Linked DNA regions of Homo sapiens: region 1 is linked to region 2. A link is an interaction called in ENCODE POLR2A ChIA-PET data of the cell type or tissue named here. Cell type or tissue: MCF 10A. All regions are shown on one strand. Links, peaks and the distances in the headings refer to the core of each region. The heading gives the core; the rest is flanking DNA.

What was found. ChIA-PET counts read pairs that join two places held together with the same protein. Peaks named below come from ENCODE experiments on the same cell type or tissue, not always from the same donor. Only the 100,000 strongest peaks of a DNase experiment are listed, where the experiment ranks them.
Region 1: POLR2A ChIA-PET joins it to region 2 with 6 read pairs; 1 of 35 experiments calls an interaction of 5 or more read pairs at or near these places.

Annotation. Positions count from the first base shown.
Region 1 is chr20:51,338,075-51,354,317 of GRCh38, reverse strand. It overlaps LOC124904930, which reads left to right and starts at 92. Exons shown (of 2, transcript XM_047440631.1): 1 at 92-194; 2 at 5,309-8,520. The coding sequence starts at 6,697. The coding sequence ends at 7,431. In MCF 10A, for the core only: no CTCF peak of the experiment used is centred there; DNase peaks (open chromatin) are centred at 7,487 and 8,597.
Region 2 is chr20:50,822,023-50,827,022 of GRCh38, reverse strand. All of the region lies in intron 2 of BCAS4 (breast carcinoma amplified sequence 4), which reads right to left. Among named protein-coding and RNA genes, the nearest start is that of BCAS4, 29 kb to the right of the region's middle. RefSeq lists an enhancer at 4,772-5,000. In MCF 10A, for the core only: no CTCF peak of the experiment used is centred there; a DNase peak (open chromatin) is centred at 2,742.

The DNA.
Region 1 (16,243 bases), core at 5,748-10,747, 520 kb before region 2:
GTGGGAGGCAGGGCCTGGGCTCAGAGTCACCCCCGCTCCCGCCAAGCACAGCTCCGTGTCCCTGCTCATTGTGTCTCGTTTCTTTCTGTAGAGCACACAGGACTCGCTCCGGAACTTGCATGGCCCACTGCGAAAGGAAAATGCAGGGTCCCTGTTTGCAAAGCAGGACAAAAAGCGTCACTAAAGATACTAACGTAAACATTTTTCTTTTTGCTTTCTTCTGTGGGCCCTCTCTTGAGATGGTGTTTTTGTGCTTTTAAAAATTTGCTATTTATTATTGTTTGAAGCAAAAAAAAAAAAATTTAAATATTTTAAATTAAATTAAATATAAATGAATTTTTATATTATGCAATCCCAATTTCAAATAGAAGCCTATGAGCATGGAGCCCATCGGCAGCATCACTGAAACTTTAACATTCGTGTTTTGGAGCTTGCATATGGGTATATATGTTGTTCTTACCAGGGTAGTGGAAACGTTGCACAAAACTTTCTCAATTGTTTCTATTTCACTCCTTGAGACATGCACATTTATACCTACATTGCCTCTGGCTTACTGATGAATAAAGAAGGGTTGAAAGGAGAAGGAACCCTGGTCACCCTGTCTTTCCCCTTCTGGAAAAGTCATCGTGTGTAGCAATAAATGGTTGACCACTACAGGGAAGTCCCACATGTAAGAAAAGGTTCCTGGGCCATGCATGTTTTTTTCTGCCTTGACAGCAAGTGAATGGTTCTGAGAAAGAACATGGCTTTCAGAGCTGCCAGCGTCTCTTCCTACTCAGTCACACATGGGACGTTCACCTTGTATTTGCTCTAAGTCTCACTGAACTCACACAGAACTCTGAAATCGTGGGGCACAGTGAAAACAGTGTCCTGGGCTGGGCTTGATGGCTCATGCCTGTAATCCCAGCACTTTGGGAGGCTGAGGTGGGCGAATCACGAGGTCAAGAGATCGAGACCATCCTGCCCAACATGGCGAAGCCCTGTCTCTACTAAAAATACAAAAATTATCTGGGCGGGGTGGTGTGTGCCTGTAGTCCCAGCTACTTGAGAGGCTGAGGTAGGAGAATTGCTTGAAGCCGGGAGGCGGAGATTGCAGTGAGCCGAGATCAAGCCACTGCCCTCCAGCCTAGAGACAGAGCGAGACTCTGTCTCAAAAGAAAAATTAAAAACAAAAACAAAAACAAAAAAACGCACAAAAAAACAGTGTCCTGTGCCTGTGTTCTCTGCTCAGGCACACACTCCCTTGTCCTGTCAGACTCCACTCATAAAACCTAAGTTCAAAGATAAAATCATTAAGAATTTTAGGATAGCAAAAGCAGTGTATGAAACTAAGTTCAAAGTCCTTCTGAGCACGAGGCCCTGTGCAGTCGCACAAGTTGCACACGCGTAAATCTGATCCCGCTACAAACATGTTTATTTTTCTTACTCAAATAATGTATGTATATTATAGAAAAATTAGGACGCATAAAAGTGACAGTTACCACCGAGCCGTGACTACCATTAACATTGGCTCTCGGATGGGTGCAGTGGCTCATGCCTGTAATCCCAGCACTCTGGGAGGCCGAGGCAGGTAAATCACTTGAGCCCGGAAGTTCGAAACCAGCCTGGCCAATATGGCAAAACCCCATCTCTACAAAAAAATACAAAAAATTAGCCAGGCGTGGTGGTGGTGGGTGCCTGTAATCCCAGCTACTCAGGAGGCCGAGGCATGAGAATGGCTTGAACCAGGGAGGCAGAGGTTGTGGTGAGCCAAGATCCTGCCACTGCACTCCAGCCTAGACTACAGAGTGAGACTCTGTCTCAAAAAAAAAAAAAAAAAAAGTAAAGAAAAAAAGAAAAACATCGGCTGTGTAACTTTCGCGATGGTTCTTGAGGCCTCTGTCACAAGATCACTTCTCAAAATCCTTGATTGAATTCTCCAGTGGCTTCTTCAAACGCTCCTTACTGGGGGAACAGGCCCTGGTGATCCCCCTCCCATCCATGCCACCCTCCGTCCCCACCTCTTGTTCACCCCGCCCTAGGCACCAGGCTTTTCCTGATTCCATCTCTGGTTTTGTTTTGTTTTGTTTTGTTTTGTTTTTGAGACATAGTCTCATTCTGTCGCCCAGGCTGGAGTGCAGTGGCGTGATCTCAGCTCACTGCAAACTCCAGCTCCCAGGTTCAGGCAATTCTCCTGCCTCAGCCTCCCAAGTAGCTGGAATTATAGGGGTGCACCACCACACCCATGTAATTTTTGTATTTTTAGTAGAGATGGGGCTTCAACGTGTTGGCCAGGCTTGTCTCAAACTCCTGACCTCAGGTGATCCACCAGCCTCTCTCCCAAAGTGCTGGGATTATAGGTGGGAGCCACTGCATCTGGCTCCTGATTCCGTCTTTGTATCTGCAGTTCCCCATGCCTGGGATCGTCATCCACAAGCTCTTCCTGTAACTGCCTCTTCAGCTGCAGGCCCCAGCTCAAATGTCACCAACTCTAGGAGCCTTTTCTGACCTATCATTGCCTCCCTGTTATTCTTCTTCATCTGCGGGACCAATAACTCTCCCCAGGGCTGTGCCTGCTGCCCGTGGGCTTCAGACTGAGTTTCTGAAGCAATTATTGATGGGGGATTGGGCTATCATGAATGGCTTATAATGGAGTGGGCAAACTCCTGCCTGCTGGCCAAATGTGGCCCATGGCCTGGTTTTGTAAGTTTTATTGGAATCATTTTTGTATATAACCAATGGCTGCTTGTCTGCCTCAACAGCAGATGATTCATTGTGAGAGATACTGCATGGCCTGCAAAGCCTAAAATATTTACTATCTGGCCTTTTATATAAGAAGCGTGCTGGCTGGGTGCGGTGGCTCATGCCTGTAATCTGAGCACTTTGGGAGGCCGAGGTGGGTGGATTGCTTGAGCTCAGGAGTTGGAGACCAGCCTGGGCAACAGGGAAAAACCCCATCTATACCAAAAATACAAAAAATTAGCCCAGCGTGGTGGCTCATGCCTGTGGTCCTCAGGAGGCTGAGGTGGAAGGATCACTTGAACTCAGGAGGCAGAAGTTGCAGTGAGCTGAGATTGCATCACTCCAGCCTGGACGACAAAGTGAGACACCCATCTCAAAAAGAAAAAAAAAAAGTGTGCTGACTCGTTGCTTAGACTAGCTAGAGCCTACCCTCAGAGCAAAGGATGGGGTCAGCTTCTCTTGAGTCTCATGGCTGCCTCAGAAAGGGGCAGAAATCCAAAGAAAACTGAGTGTCCTGAGGAAGGAGGAAGAGGGAGTGAATGCTGACCAGTCAACCAACAGTCACAGTAAACACAAGTGTACAATCAACATAAAGCCAGCTCCACTTTAAGGCAGTGCTATGACTTACTTAGCAAATCCCATAAGATTTAACATCTAGATTGCTTCTAAATGTTTGCCATTGTAAATACAGTTGGCCCTTCGTATCCACAGGTTCTACAACCACAGATTCAACCAACCAATATTTGGTTGGTTTCAACTAACATTTGAAAATAGAAAAAAAAAACAGAAATAAAAAATAATACAAATAAAAAACAATACAGTATAACTATGTACATAGCATTTACATTATATTAGGTATTATAAGTAATCTAGAGATGATTTAAACTATTCAGGAGGATGTGCATAGGTTATATGTAAATTTTATATCAGGAAATTGAGCATCTTCAGATTTGGTATCCATGGGAGTCCTGGAACCAATCTGCCTCGGATACCAAGAGATGACGGCACTCCTGTAATATACATCTTATGCACGCATCTCTGGAACTGGCCATTTCCTTAGGCCCCACCCAATTTTTTTTTTCTTTTTTTACTTGGGGGCCTGAGCTATTCCTCCACAGCACTGATCTCCCATCATTTTCCAGGGTGGGTAGGGAGATGAAGTCTTGCCTTATTTTTCAAGATGAGTGCTAGGGTGCCTGTTGAGATGCTATGGGGGGACAGGCTGCAAGGAAGCCTGACATTCATGGAAGGGCCCTTGTGTTGGCTGTGGCAGCTTCATCTCACACTTGAAAGGCTAGCTTTATTGCTGCACTTTTGCACCAAGGAAATGGAGGCTCAGAGATATCCAGTCATTTGCCCTAGGTCACATAGCCAGCCAGTGGCAGAGCAGGGCATAGAATCCAACGTGCACTTCCCCACACTGTCATTCATCCTGGGCTGTGGGGGAGGGACACTGTTGCATTGCTGGATTGTCTGGGAGCTTGTGGGATAATTTTAGAGGGTTAAAAACATTCCGAACACAAAACTCCTCACGTACATGCTGGATGGTGCCGTGAGCTTCTTCACCAGGAGTTAGTTTCAACCTGCACTTGGAAAGAAAACTTTGTGCCTTTCCCGGGGAGAAGGAATCCGCTTCTCAAATCAAACTCATTCCTGCTAAGATACAAAGGACAGGTCAGAGCTGTTCTCCTAAAGGCTGCCCCAGAAAGGCAGCAGAGGGAAGGAACTAGGGAGAGCCCAAAGGCACTGGGGTGGGACAGAGACAGCCAGGTCCCAAAGACGCACGATCCCCTCTCCCCAGCGCAGTCTACAGGCCTCTGATGAGTTCTTTCTCCATCTATCCCCTGCTGGCCGGAGACTCTTTAATGAGTGGCCCTGGCAAAGCCACTTCAACTGCTGCCTCAGTTTCTCCTCCTTACAAATCCACTTTAAAAATTTGGTGGTACTCCCCACAGGATCTACAGGGCTGTGTTGGGGACCCAGCCTTGCCTACGGAGCTTGCCAAATGAAAGTCATCCAGGCTGCCTTCAGAGTTTAGTCTACATCCGGGTATCAGCTTTACTATGACTTATTTCTTTTCACTTACATAAACGTCCTTTAAAGGAAACTTAAAAATCATTACCATCAGTAATAAATTAATCCACCTGCCTCAGCCTCCCAGAGTGCTGGGATTACAGGCATGAGTCACCGCGCTACTTGGGGAGGCTGAGGCAGGAGAATTGCTTGAACCTAGGAAGCGGAGTTTACAGTGAGCTGAGATCACGCCACTGCACTCCAGCCTGGGTGACAGAGCTAGACTCCATCTAAAAATAAATAAATAAAAATAATAAATTAGCACCATTTTTCAAATAAAGAAGGCACCCATAAAAACATGTAACTATTATACTAAATGCTTTTCTCATGTACCCTTGCTGTCCGGTGTGGTCATGTGTCTAATTCTGGCATCTCCCTGTGCCTTGAAGGGCCACTCCCCATTTCCTGACTATAGCTTGCAGTGGGCAGGGACATGCCTTTCTTCTAGGCTGCTTTATCAGGATGAGGCTGGTTTTTTGTTCACCAACTGTTTTTTGTGTCTATATCTCACCAGGTTCAAAGCTTGAAGGATAGCGCGTTTCAAATTGCAACCACAAATACCATCGTCTTCCACCATGACTAGCCACCACCCCATGAAGGCAGCAGTCCTTACTCAGCCTAATTTTTTTTTTTTTTGGTAGAGACAGAGTCTTGCCAAGGCTGGAACGCAGTGCTGGGATATCGGCTCACTGCAACCTCCATCTCCCAGGTTCAAGCAATTCTCCTCCCTCAGCCTCCCAAGTAGCTGGGACTACAGGCGCCCACCACTATGCCCAGCTAATTTTCAGTATTTTAGTAGAGACAACAGGGCTTTGTCATGTTGCCCAGGGTGGTCTTGAACTCCTGAGCTCAGGCAGTCTGCCCACTTCGGCCTCCCAAAGTGCTGGGATAACAGGCGTGAGCCACTGTGCCTGGCCCCCACTCAGCCTAATATTAACAACATCAAAACAATTGATATTTATTTCTTGATTACTCCCTAATCCCTGGCTGATCACTTCCCATGCATGGTTTAGTTTAATCCTGAGAGGTAGTCATTAGTAACTCCATGCTGCAGATGAAGAAAATCAGGCACAGAGAGGTTAAGTAAGTTGCCCAAGTTCACACAGTTAGCAAGATTCAACTCAAGATTATCTGAGACCAACACTCTTCACAATGATGCTATTTTGCCTTCCCAAAATAGCAACAGCAACTATTTATGGGAAAGGACACAAATTTGGGGAGGTGAGATGATAGGTACCCGCTTCTCCAAGATGCAAAACTATCAAGGGGCAGCTCTCATCAGCTCATGAACCTTCCAACATGCTGACCTCTGAATCCAACTGTTATCCTCACCCCCAGGGCCATGGCTTACTCATGAGGCCATAGAAGAATGGCCACATTTGTCCATTCCTGATCCTGGCAGAGGCTTCTGTCTTTGGGAGAAGTGGTCAGGCTAAGGAGAGAGCTTCGTATTCTCCAACTTGGCAGGGACCTTTGGGATGGTCTGCTAGTCCCCATTCTCTCATTACATCTCAAATTCCATCACTGACTGGGTTCTGGGCCCTAAGGCTGTTTATCTAATTTGGGTGTCAGCCAATGACCACCCAGGAGCCAAATCTGGTCCACTGCAGGTTTTTGTACCACCCATGAACTAAAAATGGTTTTTACATTTTTAAGTAGTTGAAAAAAATAAAAAGAAGAGTAATATTTTATGACAGAAGCACATTATATGAATTCTTGACTGCCTCTGCTAATAGAATGTGGCAGAAGTGCCAGAATGATGTCTGAGGCTGCACAGCTTCTGCAGGTTTCTTTTGGGACACATGTCTTTGAATCCCTGAGCTGTGATGTCACAAACCCAGCCATCCTTAAACCACCATGCTGCACAGATCATGAAGAGGAATCACCCAGAGATGAAAAGAAATGCCTAAGGAGCTCTGGCTGTTTGAGCTCAGAGCCAGCAGCATCATCAACACCTGCCTCAGCATCTGTATCAGCACCAATACCTGCTTCAGCACCTGCATCAGCATCAACACCCGCTTCAACATCTGCATCAACATCTGCACCAGCATCACTACCAGCATCAGCATCACTACCAGCATCAGCATCTGCACTTGCATCAACACATTTTTCAGCACCTGCATCAACACCTGCTTCAACATCTGCATCAACATCTGCACAAGCATCACTACCATCAGCATCACTACCAGCATCAGCATCTGCACCTGCATCAACACCTTTTTCAGCACCTGCTTCAACATCTGCATCAACATCTGCACCAACACCAATACCTGCATCAGCATCAGCGCCTGCATCAGCATTACTACCAGCATCAGCATCTGCACCTGCACCAACACCTTTTTCAGCACCTGCATCAACACCTGCTTCAGCATCGGTACCTGCATCAGCATCAACACCTGCTTTAACATCAGCAGCTGCGTCAGATTAGTATCTGCATCAACACCTGCTTCAGCATTTGCACCAGCATCTGCATCATATCTGCCTCAGCATCAGCACCAGCACCTGCATCAGCATCTGCATCATTATCTGCATCAGCACCTGCCTCAGCATCAGCACCTGCATCAGCACGTGCATCACCATCTGCATCATGATCTGCATCACCATCGTCATTGGTATTGGCATCGGCATCATCTGTGAGTGAGTGAGCCTTCGGGGATTTTGGTTGCTAGCTTTTCTGCAAGCCACCCTAGCTGACACCACATAAAGTCAGACATAAGCTGTTCCTGCCAAGCCTTGCCCAGACTGCATATTTGTGAGATGAATAAACAATGGCTGTTTTTGAGCCCCTAAAGGTTAAATGATGCGTTCAAGGTTGCTAGCTCATAAGTGTCAGAGCTCTTCCTTGAACTCCAGCTCTGTCTGATTCCAAAACTCCAGCTCTGATTCCAAAGCCTCTGGCATTGCAGGACAAGGCTTAATGAGATGATGAGTGCCGAGTGCTCAATGAATGGGGCTGTAGTCATTGCTGTGGTCATTATTAATATTGTAATAAGTCATCCCAGGCCCCCCAACAATTTAGCGGTGAGTGGGTCTTCCATCTGGGCCCCCTGATTCTCAGCCCCGTGCTCTTCCCTCTCACTCCGTTATCGAAGAAAAGCGAGAGATGATTGCGGGCACTTCAGGCAGGGGCTGGCACATGGACAGCTCCATCAACGTGAGCTGCCATTATGGCTTGGCATGAGTTAACATAGAGACAGGGGCCTACCTGCCTCCTGGCCCTCTGACTTCTGCTTCTACCTGGCCTTGTCTCCACATGCCAACAAGATTTATTCTCATCGATGGATCCAGTGACTACTGGTTGCCACAAACCTAGGACCAGCCAAGACCCAGTTAGCAGCCCAGGGTCTTCCCCAAGAAGTAGACCTCACCCCAGCAAGGTCAGCTCACAGGATGAGATGCGTTTTTGCATTTGGTGGAGGCAGCCGACATCTACCAAGTACATGTTTCACTCCTAGGAGAGAACACTCTGGGACTCAGAGGCTGGAAGCTCTGCCAGCAGGAACCAGGCCCTGGAGCCTCTGTGACTCATCCTTTCCCCAAGGTCAATCGTTGTTTTGAAGGTCAACTGTCCTCAGAGCTCTGGAAGCCATGCCTTTAGTAGGTCAAGTTTGCAAGTACACCTCCTGGTTCCCTTTCCTTGTCTGCACCCCTCCACGGCCTTTATCTGAACTTCCCCCTAGTGTGTCCTGTGCTTTTATAAATAGTCCTGAGATGTTTCGTTTTAAATTCTGGAGAAGTCAGCCCTCATCTTTTCCCCACCCAGAGATGCCCTCGGGGCCATGGGTTAGTCACAGGCATCTGGAGTTACATAACCCAGGGCTGGTACCAAAGTGGGCGTCTGGCCGGGAGGCTCCTTCCCGGCCCATTCCAGTGTTGTGTGAGTCAGGCCTGTGCAGAAACACCCTTTGTCAATCTGCAGCACTGCCCCCAAAGAGTCAGGCTTCAGAGAAGGGTCTGAAGCGCCATGTGAGTCCACACTCTGGACCCTCAAGCTACAGGAGTGATGCCAATCATCAGGCCACCACGCCTCCAGCAGGCAGGAGCCTCCGAGGAGGGCAGTGTTCCAATAGCAATTCTGGACTCCATGCCATTCCCTGAGTGGGTTGGGATGATAGCTTATCATGAAGTGTGGCCCCCTCCAGGACACTGGCATCAGAACCCAGTGGAGATCTTGTTAAAAATGCATGTTTCCAAGTCCAAACCCAGACTTAGTAAGTCCGGCTCTCAGGATTGTACATTTTCAGTAAGTGGCCCTGGTGATTCTTAAGCAGTAAGTGTCAGAGCCAGGGGTCTAGGATGCTGAAGGTCTGGTGCAGCCACTAAGCACCTCCTAATTGCCCCTCAGTGAACACTTCTTAGGAGTCTACTGTGGGCCAGGCACTGCCCAGACCCTTGCGGAGTCAAAAAAGAAAACAAAACTTAAAAAATAAAACAACAAAAAATCAAATAAAAACAGAGAAAGCCCCACCTTTGTGCAAATCTAGAGATTGTGAGAGCCTTTCTCGGTGTTGGGAAAACACAGGACCAAAAGCAATCAAAGAATATGGTTATTTCAGAGAAGATTAAGTGCTGGGAGGAAAATGAGGCAGGATGATGGGGCACCGTGGGTGGCATGGGGACATTTTAGGCAATGGGGAAGGCAGGCCTATCTGAGGAAGGGGTGGAGGACAGAGACCTGAGCCTAGCAGTCAGGTGCAGGAAGAGGTGGGAGAAGGTCAGGCATGGGAGATGCTTCACCCACAGTGCCTTCTTGACCCTCACATCCCTGCACAGGAGTTATAGGGATTCCCCCATCCCCTTTGCACAAACTGCCTGCTCCTCCTATAGCCTCCATCTCAATTGGTGGCAACTCCGTCTTTCCAGCTTGTATCTGTTTCCTAATTAGGGCTGTGGGAACAAGGAACAACCCGGGTGGCTAAAAACAACAGAGATGCATCCTCTCCCAGTCCTGGAGGCCCAAGTCTGGTATCAATGTGTTGGCAGAGTGGGTCCCTCCTGGGGCCTCTGAAGGAGAACCCGTTCCTTGCCTCTCTCCAGCATGCCTTGTTGCTGGCAGCTCCTGGGGTTCCTTGGCTTGAAGCCGCATCACTCCAATCTCTGCCTCCATCTTCTCTTGGCCTTCCCCTCCGTGTGTCTCTGTGTCCTGTCCTTTTCTTATAAGGACACCTATCATTGGATTCCAGGGCCTCCCCACATCCAGGATAATCTTATCCTGAAATCCTTAACTTAGTTACATCTGCAAAGATTCCTTTTCCAAACAAGGTTGACTTTGCAGCTTCCAGGTGTTGTGACTTGGGGATATCTCTGGGGGGCTGCTAGCCAGCCCACTCTACCGTTGCTCAGGCCAAAACACTTGGAGTCACCTCTGATGCCATTCTCTCTCATCCTCCACCTCTAATCTATCAGTGTAACGGTCTGTCTTCATGCTGCTGACAAAGACATACCCAAGACTGGGCAATTTACAAAAGAGGTTTAATTGGACTTACAGTTCCACGTGGCTGGGGAGGCTTCATAATCATAGTGGAAAGCAAGGAGGAGCAAGTCACATCTTACATGGATGGCAGCAGGCAAAGGGAGAGATTGAGCAGGAAAACTGTTTTAAAGCCATCAGATGTCATGAGACTTATTCACTATCACAAGAACAGCACAGGAAACACCCACCACCATAATTCAGTCATCTCCCACTGGGTCCCTCCCATAATACATGGGAATTATGAGAGCTATAAGATGAGATTTGGGTGGGGACACAGCACTAAACCATATAAATCAGCAAATCCTATTGGCCCAGCTTCAAAATATACCAAAAATCCAACCACTGTTCCCCTTCTCTGCCATAACCCCTCTGATCCCACTGCCATCCTCTCCCACCTGGGCTATTGGAGTGCCCTGCTCTGTGGGCTCCCTGCCTCTACCCTGGCCCCCCTACAGTCCATTCTCCACCCAATAGCAGAGGGACCCTGTTAAAACCAAGTCATGTCATGTCTCTCCTCTGTTCAAAACTTTCAATAGCTTCTCATTTCAGTAGAGTAGAACCCAAGAACAAGAAGGGTCTGGTCTGTCCCCCAACCCCACGACTCCTCCTTCCTCCTCACCCTGCTCCAGCCATACTGGCCTCCTTGCTGGCCTTTGAACATACCAGACCTTCTCCCTCCAGGCATTTGTGCTTACTGCCTTTATGTTTCTGCCTTCAGGCCTTTATGCTTACTGTTACCTCTGCCTAGATTGCTCTCTCTGGAAGCATCCAAATGGTTTTTTCTCTCACCTCCTTCAATCCCTTCTCGATGAGGCCCGAAACACAAGAAATCTGGGTGAGGAAAGGCGTGGTCCAAATCTCCAACAATCTAAAATGTGGCATGGTTAAGAGCAGTTAAGGGAAGGTAAGATAAAGCATCCACTTGGTCGGTTGTTTGGACCATCCTCCTTCAAACGGCTTGGGTTTGGCAACTTGGACTTGCATTTGCTTCTCTCTCGGGCAGCCTCACCTCTTGGTTCTGCATGGAACACTATTTGCATAACCACAGGAGATTTCTGTTTTTTGTTTTCAACTTTAGAATCAACCTTTGCTTTCCTTTTAGTGGCGGTACAGGGTCTGAATATTATAATTCTCAGCATGGAAATTTCTCATATATATTAGTATTTATCTTATTCAATCCAGTTTTGCAAACTTGAGGGAGCACAATGTGCCTGGCATTGTATAAAACACCTTATAGGGATTAACTCATCCAAACCCCTGAAAACCCCAGAGGTAGGTACCAATGCTGCAGGTATGCAGACAGGCTAAAGAGGTTAGGGGACTTTCACAAAGCCACATAATTGCCACGTGGCAGAGCTGGGATTTCAACCCAAGCCTTTGACCTCAGAGCACACAGTCTTAACTACTGAGCTACACCATCATTGTTCCCTTCAAGCCAGGGCATCTCAGCCTTGACACTGTTAATATTTTGAGCCAGATAATTCTTTGTTGTGGGGGCCTGTCCTCTACACTGTAGGACGGGGTGTCCAGTTGTTTGGCTTCCCTGAGTCACACTGGAAGAAGAAGAATTGTCTTGGGCCATATGTAAAATACACTAACACTAAGGATAGCTGATGAGCTAAAAAAGAAATCACGAAAAAAATCACATAATTTTTTTTTTTTTGAGATGGATTTTCTCTCTTGTTGCCCAGGCTGGAGTGCAGTGGTGTGATCTCGGCTCACCGCAGCCTCCACCTCTGGGTTCAAGCGATTCTCCTGCCTCAGCCCGGCGCCCCTCCAACCCCCCACCACGCCTGACTAGCTGGCATTACAGACGTGCACCACCACACCCAGCTAATTTTGTATTTTTTTAGTGGAGACAGGGTTTCTCCATGTTGGTCAGGCTGGTCTTGAACTCCCGACCTCAGGTGATCTGCTTGCCTTGGCCTCCCAAAGTGCTGGGATTACAGGTGTGAGCCACCATGCCCGGCATGTTTTAAGAAAGTTTACAAATTTGTGTTGGGCCACATTCAAAGCTGTCCTGTGACACATGTGGCCCATGGGTTGTAGGTTGGACAAGTTTGCCATGGATGTTTAGCACCATTCCTGGCTTCTACCCACTAGATACCAGTAACACTCACACCCCCATCCCAGCTGTGACAACCAAAAATGTATCCAGATATTGCCTAATATCCCCGGGGTGGGAGCAGGGGGGTGGGGAATAGGCTCCAGTTGAAAAGCACTGCTTTGACCCAAGTTCTTTCCTCTGGGAAAGTCCCACTGATGCCTTCTTTCCTGTTGCTTATTAGGAAAGAGCTGCTGATCAACTCCACTATCTATACCTCTCCACCATGGGATGAACCCAACCATGAGAACAGCCAAGGCTGGGCTCCCGTGGGAGGAGACCCCACTTCCTCTGAGCCACCCTGCCCTGTAGCCGACCTCTAGTCTTGTAGAAAGAGCAGTGGGGGTTGGGAGTAAGATGAGAGAAGGAAGGCAAGTTGGATGATGGAATGGCTGACAGGTCGCTGATGCCCCCTGTTTCAAAGCAGAGCCTTGAACAGCTTTTCTGTGATGCAGGTGTGGTCAAGTTGGGCAGGTTGTGAGTGAGAAGGACAGAGGATGGAAAGGGTGTCCCCCAGATTCTCAACTTCAAAGTGTCACGAGGGTGCAGCTGGATCTGGGGTAGAGCTTGGAGAAACACTCCTGGGAACACAGGGAGATTGGTCCTTTGGCTTTGCCCAACCACATTTATGACAGGTTGAGTATCCCTTATGTGCGATGCTTTGGATCAGAAGAGTTTCAGATTTCAGATATTTTTGGATTTTGGAATATCTGCATATACATAATGAGATATCTTGGTGATGGCTCCCAAGTCAAAACAGGAAATTCATTTATGTTTCATATATACCTTATACACATAGCAGAGGTAATTGTATATTTCTAATAATTAATATTCTAATCATTATATATTTCTAATAATACACATACAGAGGTAATTTTATATTAGCAGAGGTAATTGTGTATTTCTAATAATTTTGTGCATGGAACAAAGTTTGTGTTAAGTACCCATGTGGAATTTTTCACTTGAGGCATTATGTCAGCGTTCAAAAAAGTTTCAGATTTTGAAGCATTTTCAATTTTTCAAATTTTCAGATTAGGGATTGTCAGCCTGTACCTAAAACCAATAAGTCACTTCTATCCCTAGATCGCAATCCCTTTGGAAGAAGGGATTTAGTCCCAAGTAATGAAGAGTCAGCTTCAGTGAATGATGGGAGAATCACCAGGGGACTCCTTGATGCCTAACACTGTGCTGGGTGCTCAGAACTCCTTCCTTCTAATTACACAGCATCTCTAAGGGTGATCTAGTCACACAGCATCTCTAAGGGTGATTGACACCACAGTGTCAGCCAATGTCCAAAGACTACATTTCCCAGCATCCCTTGCAGGAAGGCATGGCCATGTGCCTTTGGTTTGGTCTAAACTACTGACCCTGAGTCTTTGTTTCTTGGGACTAACTCCCTTTCTTCCAGAGAGGCTGTGATCTAGGGATACAAGTAACTTATTTGTATTAGGTACAGACTGAGCATCTCTACTCTGAAAATTTGAAAAATTGAAAATGCTCTAAAACTTTAATGAGGTATGAGAGGAAGGCTCTGTAAAAAGGAGGCTAGGAGGGTCCTCTGGCTCTTCAGTTTATTCTGGCTGCTGGCCTAGAATGTGGATGAGATAGCTGGAGCTGCAGCAGCTACCCTGAATTGTGAGATAGCCTTGAGAATAGAGGTCACATACTGAGGTTGGCAGAACAGAAGGATAGTTGTCTAGATCTCTGATGACAGTTTTATGTGAGAGAATAATAAACTTCTATCTTATTTAGGCCATATTTTTTTCTATTCTATTTAGTGAAACCTAATTCTAACAGATGTGACTGGGTATAAATGGAAATCTGAAATGGTACTCTTCCTCTGAAATTTTTTACAAAGGCAGTCCTACAAATTTTGATATTTAGACCTCACTGAAGGTCAAAGCTGTCCTAATGGCACACTTGGGATGCAGCAAAGGAAACAGGCTTTGTATGGCTGTGTAGATAACACTAATTGCAGCAATTGTGAGTGACAAAGGAAATTGCTTCTTGGCTGGGGGTGGGAATGGGGAAAAAGTGGGGGCGGTGTGAGCTTGAAATGTATCCCACAGGCACGGACAAAACTTGTGTTTATGGTATTAGCACAATTAGATGTGGGTCAGTGGCCACAGCTGGAGTTTGTAAATAGCCTTTTGAGTAACTGTACATTTTTTTCTGGCTTGATCAAAATGAAACATCATTTAAAACAGCTCCATTGCCAACTGTCAGCTCTGCCAGGGCTTGGGAGGCACCCTCGGTCACATCAGGCTAGCTATAATTGGCTTTGAAGTTTGTATATGTGAAGTGTCTTGAGGATCGTAGGCTATAGAACTTGGGTGGAGGTATAGAAACTGACAGAGCTCATTGTTTACGAATATGGGTTCTGAGCCTTCACTGTAAAATCATCAAGCAGCCATGAAACAGCTTTTGCTGAATGAACCTGAAAACAGGTAACTCAAGAGGTGTGGCTCCTCCTTGTGCCATCTAGAAAGAGTGAGGTCTTCTTAAGAGGAGATGATTGAGAACCATATCCTTCTAGGCCTTATGGGTCAGTGGTTAGGATCAATTATGTGCTAGATGAGCCAGCTTCAAGTCCCTGCTCTATCATTGACCAGCCAGGTTGCCCCAGCTAAGTTACTTCACTTCTCTGTGCCTCAGTGTCCTCATCTATAAAACAGGTACAATATTAGTACCTTGCTCATACTGATAAAGTGCTAAGAACAATGCCTGGCTCACAGATGTGCAATATATGTACACTACCATTCCTACTGTCAGAGGCGTTTGCACCAGAGTGACTCCATCTTGAATAGGGGCCGGGTAAAATAAGGCTGAGACCTACTAGGCTGCATTCCCAGGAGGTTAGGCATTCTTAGTCATAGGATGAGATAGGAGGTCAGCAGGATTGGTATCACAAGACACAGGTCACAAATACTCTGCTGATAAAACAGGATGTGGTAAAGAAGCCAGCCAAAACCCACCCAAGCCAAGATGGCAGCCAAAACCCACCTAAACCAAGATGGTGATGAAAGTGACCTCTGGTTGTTCTCACTGCTCGATATATGCTAATTATAATGCATTAGCATGCTAAAAGACACTCCCACCAGCTCCATGACAGTTTACAAATGCCATAGCAACACCTGGAAGTTGCCTTATATGGTCTAAAACCGGGAAGAACCCTCAGTTCCAAGAAATCCACCCCGCCTTCCAGAAAACTCATGAATAATCCACCCCTTGTTTAGTGTGTAATCAAGAAATAACTATAAGTATACTCAGCCAACCAGCCCGTGCTGCTGCTCTGCCTATGGAGCAGCCATTCTTTATTCCTTTAATTTCCTAATACATTTGTTTTCACTTTACTCTCTGGATTCACCCCGAATTCTTTCTTGCACAAGATCCGAGGACTCTCTCATGGGGTCTGGATCGGACCCCTTTCCAGAAACATCACTGTTACTACTATTATTCCACAGTTTCTATTTGAAGTTAATCTTCCAGAAAAGAGTTGTTTTAAATTTCATGACATTTAGTTTGCTTTTGTTATATTTATTCCATTAAAAATTGAACAAGAAGAAAGTTTAGAAAGTTATTTTCACTTCATGTTCTTATTTTACAGCAGATAACATTAGAAGAAGTTTAGAAGTATCCAACAAAATGGATTTAAATTATTTAAACAACTCAACAAAAGAGTGAGGCTTATCCACACTTCTCACTTAAAATAGAAATAGGTTGTTTATAGGCAGGTTCTATCATGAGTATGCTTTATTATTAAACCAGTTTCAGGAGTTTGTCCCCAAATTTAGGTACGTTTTATTTGGAGAGAGGGGATCCCAGGGGGTATTTTGCTCTAAGGAAGGGCCAAAAAGTCATGGCAAGGGAGA
Region 2 (5,000 bases), core at 1-5,000:
TTTGTTTGTTTGTTTTTGGTGGGGGGTCGTGGGTTGTTTTTTGTTTTTTTGTTTTTTTATAGGGTCTTGCTTTGTCACCCAGGCTGGAGTGCAGTGGTGTGATCATGACTTGTTGCAGCCTCGACCTCCTGGGCTCAAACAATTCTCCAGCCTCAGCCTCTTGAATAGCTGGGACTACAGCTGTCCACCACCATGCCCAGCTAATTGTTTATCTTTTGTAGAGACAGGGTTTCACTGTGATGTCCAGGCTGGTCTTGGACTCCTGGCCTCAAGCTATCCTCCTGCCTCAATCCAAAGTGCTGGGTTTACAGGCGTCAGCCATTGTGCCTGGCCCCTTAGTACTGACAAATGTACCATGGTGATGTGAGATGTTAACAATGGAGGCCAGGAGCTCAAGACCAGCCTGGGCAACATAGCGAGGCACCATCTCTATTAAAAAATTAAAAATGTATTTAAAAAAACTTTAGGGTTAATATGGCAACTCTCTGAACAATCTTTGCAATTTTCCTGTAAATCTAAACTATTCCAAAATAAAAAATACATAAATATGGTTTTAAAAATTCAAGTAATTAGGTCTGGATCTACAGCTTCTCTTAAGTCAGCAGCTTTGGCAATGATGGGCCTGAGTCTCCCCGGGCAGCAAAGGCTGGGACTGCTCCCTCCAGATGGGCCTGATCACTGGGGTTTCCACAGTCATCACCCCTCCCCATTGTCTCACCCCAGCTCCACGCTCTGCCTGGCTCCAGCATTTGTTACCAGTGACAGGGAAAGGTCCTCAGTCTCCTCCCTTTCTTCCCCAAGGCCAGATTTCTAGAGAGAAGCTCATTCCTCAACAAGGCTAAACTTGGAGAAAATCACCCTGATGTAGCAAAGAGCAGATAATTAATTCCAGGGCAAGGTCAGAGCACCGGGGAACAAACTTGAATCGTATCCTTCTGTTAATTTCTAAAGAAACAAATCGGGGGAGTGAGAATGAGCTTGGGGGTATGGGCTGGGATTGGCAACCTACAGCAGACAGAGAAAGTGGTAGAAAGGAGACTCAAGGACCACCCTCGCCCCCTAAATCCCAAAGAATTGGGAATAAAGAAGTCTCTTTTTTTCCCCCTTATTTTTGTTTATTTAGTTTTGTTTTTGTTCTTGTTTTTTTGAGACAAGTCTCACTCTCTCTCCCAGGCTGGAGTACAGTGGCACCATCTCTGCTCACTGCAACCTCTGCCTCCTAGGTTCAAGTGATTCTCTTGCCTCAGCCTCCCGAGTAGCTGGGATTACAAGCACCTGCCACCATGCCTGGCTAATTTTTGTATTTTTAGTAGAGATGGGGTTTCACCATGTTGGCCAGGCTGGTCTTGAACTCCTGACCTCAAGTGATCCTCCCACCTTGGCTTCCCAAAGTGCTGGAATTACAGGCATGAGCCACTGCTCCTAGCCTGTTTCTTATTTTATTTTTAGAGAAATCCCTTCTCTGATGCAGCTTCTCCAATGGCTGAAACTGAAGGCAACAGGGAACTGTTTATATCTGCCCAGAGGTTTACCGTAGTTACTCAGAATGAGGGGCCAGGGAAGGCAATCCTAGGGGCTGAAAGGCCCCAAACCTTACCTCTTGGTTCCACCCTGGGCTGGGAACCATAAAAGAAACTTTAGGGCCAGGTGCGGTGGCTCACACCTGTAATCCCAATTCTTTGAGAGGCCGAGGTGAGAGGGTCACTTGAGGCCAGGAGTTCAAGACCAGTCTGGGCAACACAGTGAGGCACCATCTCTATTTTAAAAATTAAAAATTTATTAAAGGAAAAAACAGAACTGTAGGGTTAATGTAGGTCCAGTCTAGAGGGGCACGATACCAACAGAGCACACTCCATGAACTCTCACCATGTGCTGGGAACAGGCCCTGTGAGGCAAGAACTATTTCCTCTTCAACCTTATTTTATGGGAGATAAAACCGAGGCTCAGAGAAACTAAATGAGCTGGCCCAAGGTCACAAAGCTAAAAAGTGGGAGAGGGAGGAGTCTAATCCAGATGGGCCTGAGACCACCCTTCCTAACACCAGAGGTCTACAGATGTCATTCATCGGGCAAAGGCAGTGTCAGCCCAATCATGCCTAAAAAAAACAAAAAAAGTAAAACCAAACCAGATGCCAAGATATCAAAGTCAGGATATTTCCCTTAGAAACCCAGATCTCTGACTTCTTGTGAAAAATCAGGAGACCTGGACACACTGAGCCAAGACCTGGCCACACTGAGCCCATGTTCCACATGGCAACAATCAGCTGGAGCTGAGTGGCAGCTGCCACTTTTGTTAACCCCAGTCCCCATCACTCCCTACAGTCTCCCCAACATGGAATCCATAGCTACCCAGAGGAGCACTTTCTTCTTATGGAGGACTCAAAAGGAAAGTGACACATTTCTCATCTCCAACTCACTTCTCATTACATTACAGGTGTTTACATTTGCACGCCTTGGGCTACGCTCTGAGAAGAGCAAACAGATTTCAGTGAAAAAGCCTCCATGCTCTAGAGCCTCTCCCAGGACAAACACCCAACCAGGTGTGCTAGCCTGGAGGCCCCAGACCCTTCCCCCAACTATCCTCCCACCTCTCCAGACCTGGTCTCCAGAACCCAGAAGTCTGGGCAGCAGGTTCTGAGGTCACCACAGAGGAAAGTCATCTGTCCAGAATGATTCAGGCCCCTAGGAAGGAGAGCCAAAGGCATTTGACCCAAGAACATGCACCCACGCCAAATGCAACTGCTGGGCCAAGGCCAACAGGAAATGTTCTCCATTTATGTGAGCGAAGTAAGACTCTGCTCCTTGGCAGAAGGTGGGCCGAAGGCCACTGGAGTTTCAGAGGGACTGGACAAGCTACCCAAACCCCAGAGGGCACTGAGCTGAAAGGCTTTACAAATCCAGCCTTACTGTGGATAACTTCATCAGTGTCATGCCCCTCTGGTGCTTTGGTAACAATGATGATGGCATTAGTAGCTGCCATTTGTTAGTCATTTAATAAATAGCACTGTGCTATTTATTATAATATTATAATAAAAATTATTAATAAATAGCACTGTGCTCAGCAACGATCTTTAACTGGGTGTAAGTGACACAAAGGAAAGTTCACAGCTCGTAAGTGGACAGCTTGATGAATCCGCACATATGTTTACATCTGTGTAACCACCACCCAGACTAAGATATAGAATATTTCATCACCCCATAAGGCCTCCTGTAGGCCATGACTACCCTCCCCAAACCAACCACTACCTGACTTATACCACCCATAGATTACTTCTGCCTATTCCTGAACTTCAGACTAGTGGAATCGCACAGAATGTATTCTTGTGTCAAGCTTTTCTTTTTAAATGTATTATTATTATTTAAAAATAAAGATGGGGTCTCCCTATGTTGCCCAGGCTGGTCTCAAACTCCTGAGCTCAAGCAACCCTCCCACTTTGTCCTCTCAGAGAGCTGGAATTACAGGTGTGAGCCATCATGCCTGGCCATGACTTCTTTCGTTCAATATCATATGTGTGAGATCATCTATGTTGCTGTGTATAGCAGTCGATTCTTTTTCATTGCTGTGTAGTATTCCAATATATGCATAAATCAATAATTGCTTTACTCATTCTACTGCTGACGGACATTTGGGTTGTTTCCAGTTTGGAGTATCATGAATAAGCCTTCTTTTTTTTTTGGGCCGGGGGGACGGAGTCTCACTCTGTCACCGAGGCTGGAGTGCAGTGATGCAATCTCAGCTCACTGCAACTTCCGCCTCCCGGGTTCAAGTGATTCTCCTGCCTCAGCTTCCCAAGTAGCTGGTACTACAGGTGTATGCCACCGCACCCAACTAATTTTTGTATTTTTAGTAGAGACAGGGTTTCGCCATGTTGGCCAGGCTGGTCTCAAACTCCTGACCTCAGGTGATCCACCCGCCTCGGCCTCCCAAAGTGCTGGGATTACAGGCGTGAGCTACCACGCCTGGCGAATAAGGCTTCTATGAACATTTGTGTGTGAATTTTTGTGTGGTTTGGGCACTTGTTTTCATTCCTTATCGGTAATGACAAGGACTAGAATTGCTGGGATGTGGGTTAAGCACATGTTCAACTTTGTAAGAGGCTGGGTGCAGTGGCTCACGCCTGTAATCCCCAGCACTTTGGATGGCTGAGGCGGGTGGATCACTTGAGGTCAGGAGTTCGAGACCAGCCTGGCCAACATGGTGAAACCCCATCTCTACTAAAAATACAAAAATTAGCCAGGCGTGGTGGTGGGCACCTGTAATCCCAGCTGCTGGGGCACGAGAATCGCTTGAACCCAGGAGGCAGAGGTTGCAATGAGCTGAGATAGCGCCACTGCACTACAGCCTGGGCAACAGAGTGAGACTGTGTCTCCAAAAAAAAAAAAAAAACCTGTAAGAAACTGCCAAGCTGTTTTCCAAAGTGGCTGTAGTTTTTTTTGCATTTCTACCAGCAATGTATGAGAGCTTCGTTGCTCTACATCCTTGCCAACACTTGGTATTTTGGTGGTTTTTAAGATCTAGCCATTCTAGTGGGTGTAAAGCACACATCTCTGCCTCATCTATTCCTTACAGTAACTCTTTGGAGATGGAAACTATTTGTAGTGGATTAAGGACAGCTACAAACTCCTTAATTCCTTCCATGAAGGGGTAGAATACAGTTTCTCTCCCCTGATTCTGGCTGGGCTGTGTAACTGCTTTGACCAATAAACTACAACAGAAGTGACACTGTGTCAGTTTCCATACTTAGGCCTCAAGACATGTGGCAGCTTCCTTCCTGCCCACTGGACTGCTTGCTCTGGGGAGGTCAAACAGCCATGCTACGAGGAAGCCCACGCCAGCCACGTGGAGAGCGTGCACGGGGCAAGTTACACCAACCAGCCCCAACCAGCCCCAACCAGCCCAGCCCAGGTACCAGACAAGTGATGAAGGAGCCAGCTTCGACTCAAATGAGCTGAGTCCTCTGTGCCCTGCTCTAGCCCACAAAATAAATGGGTGGTTGTTTT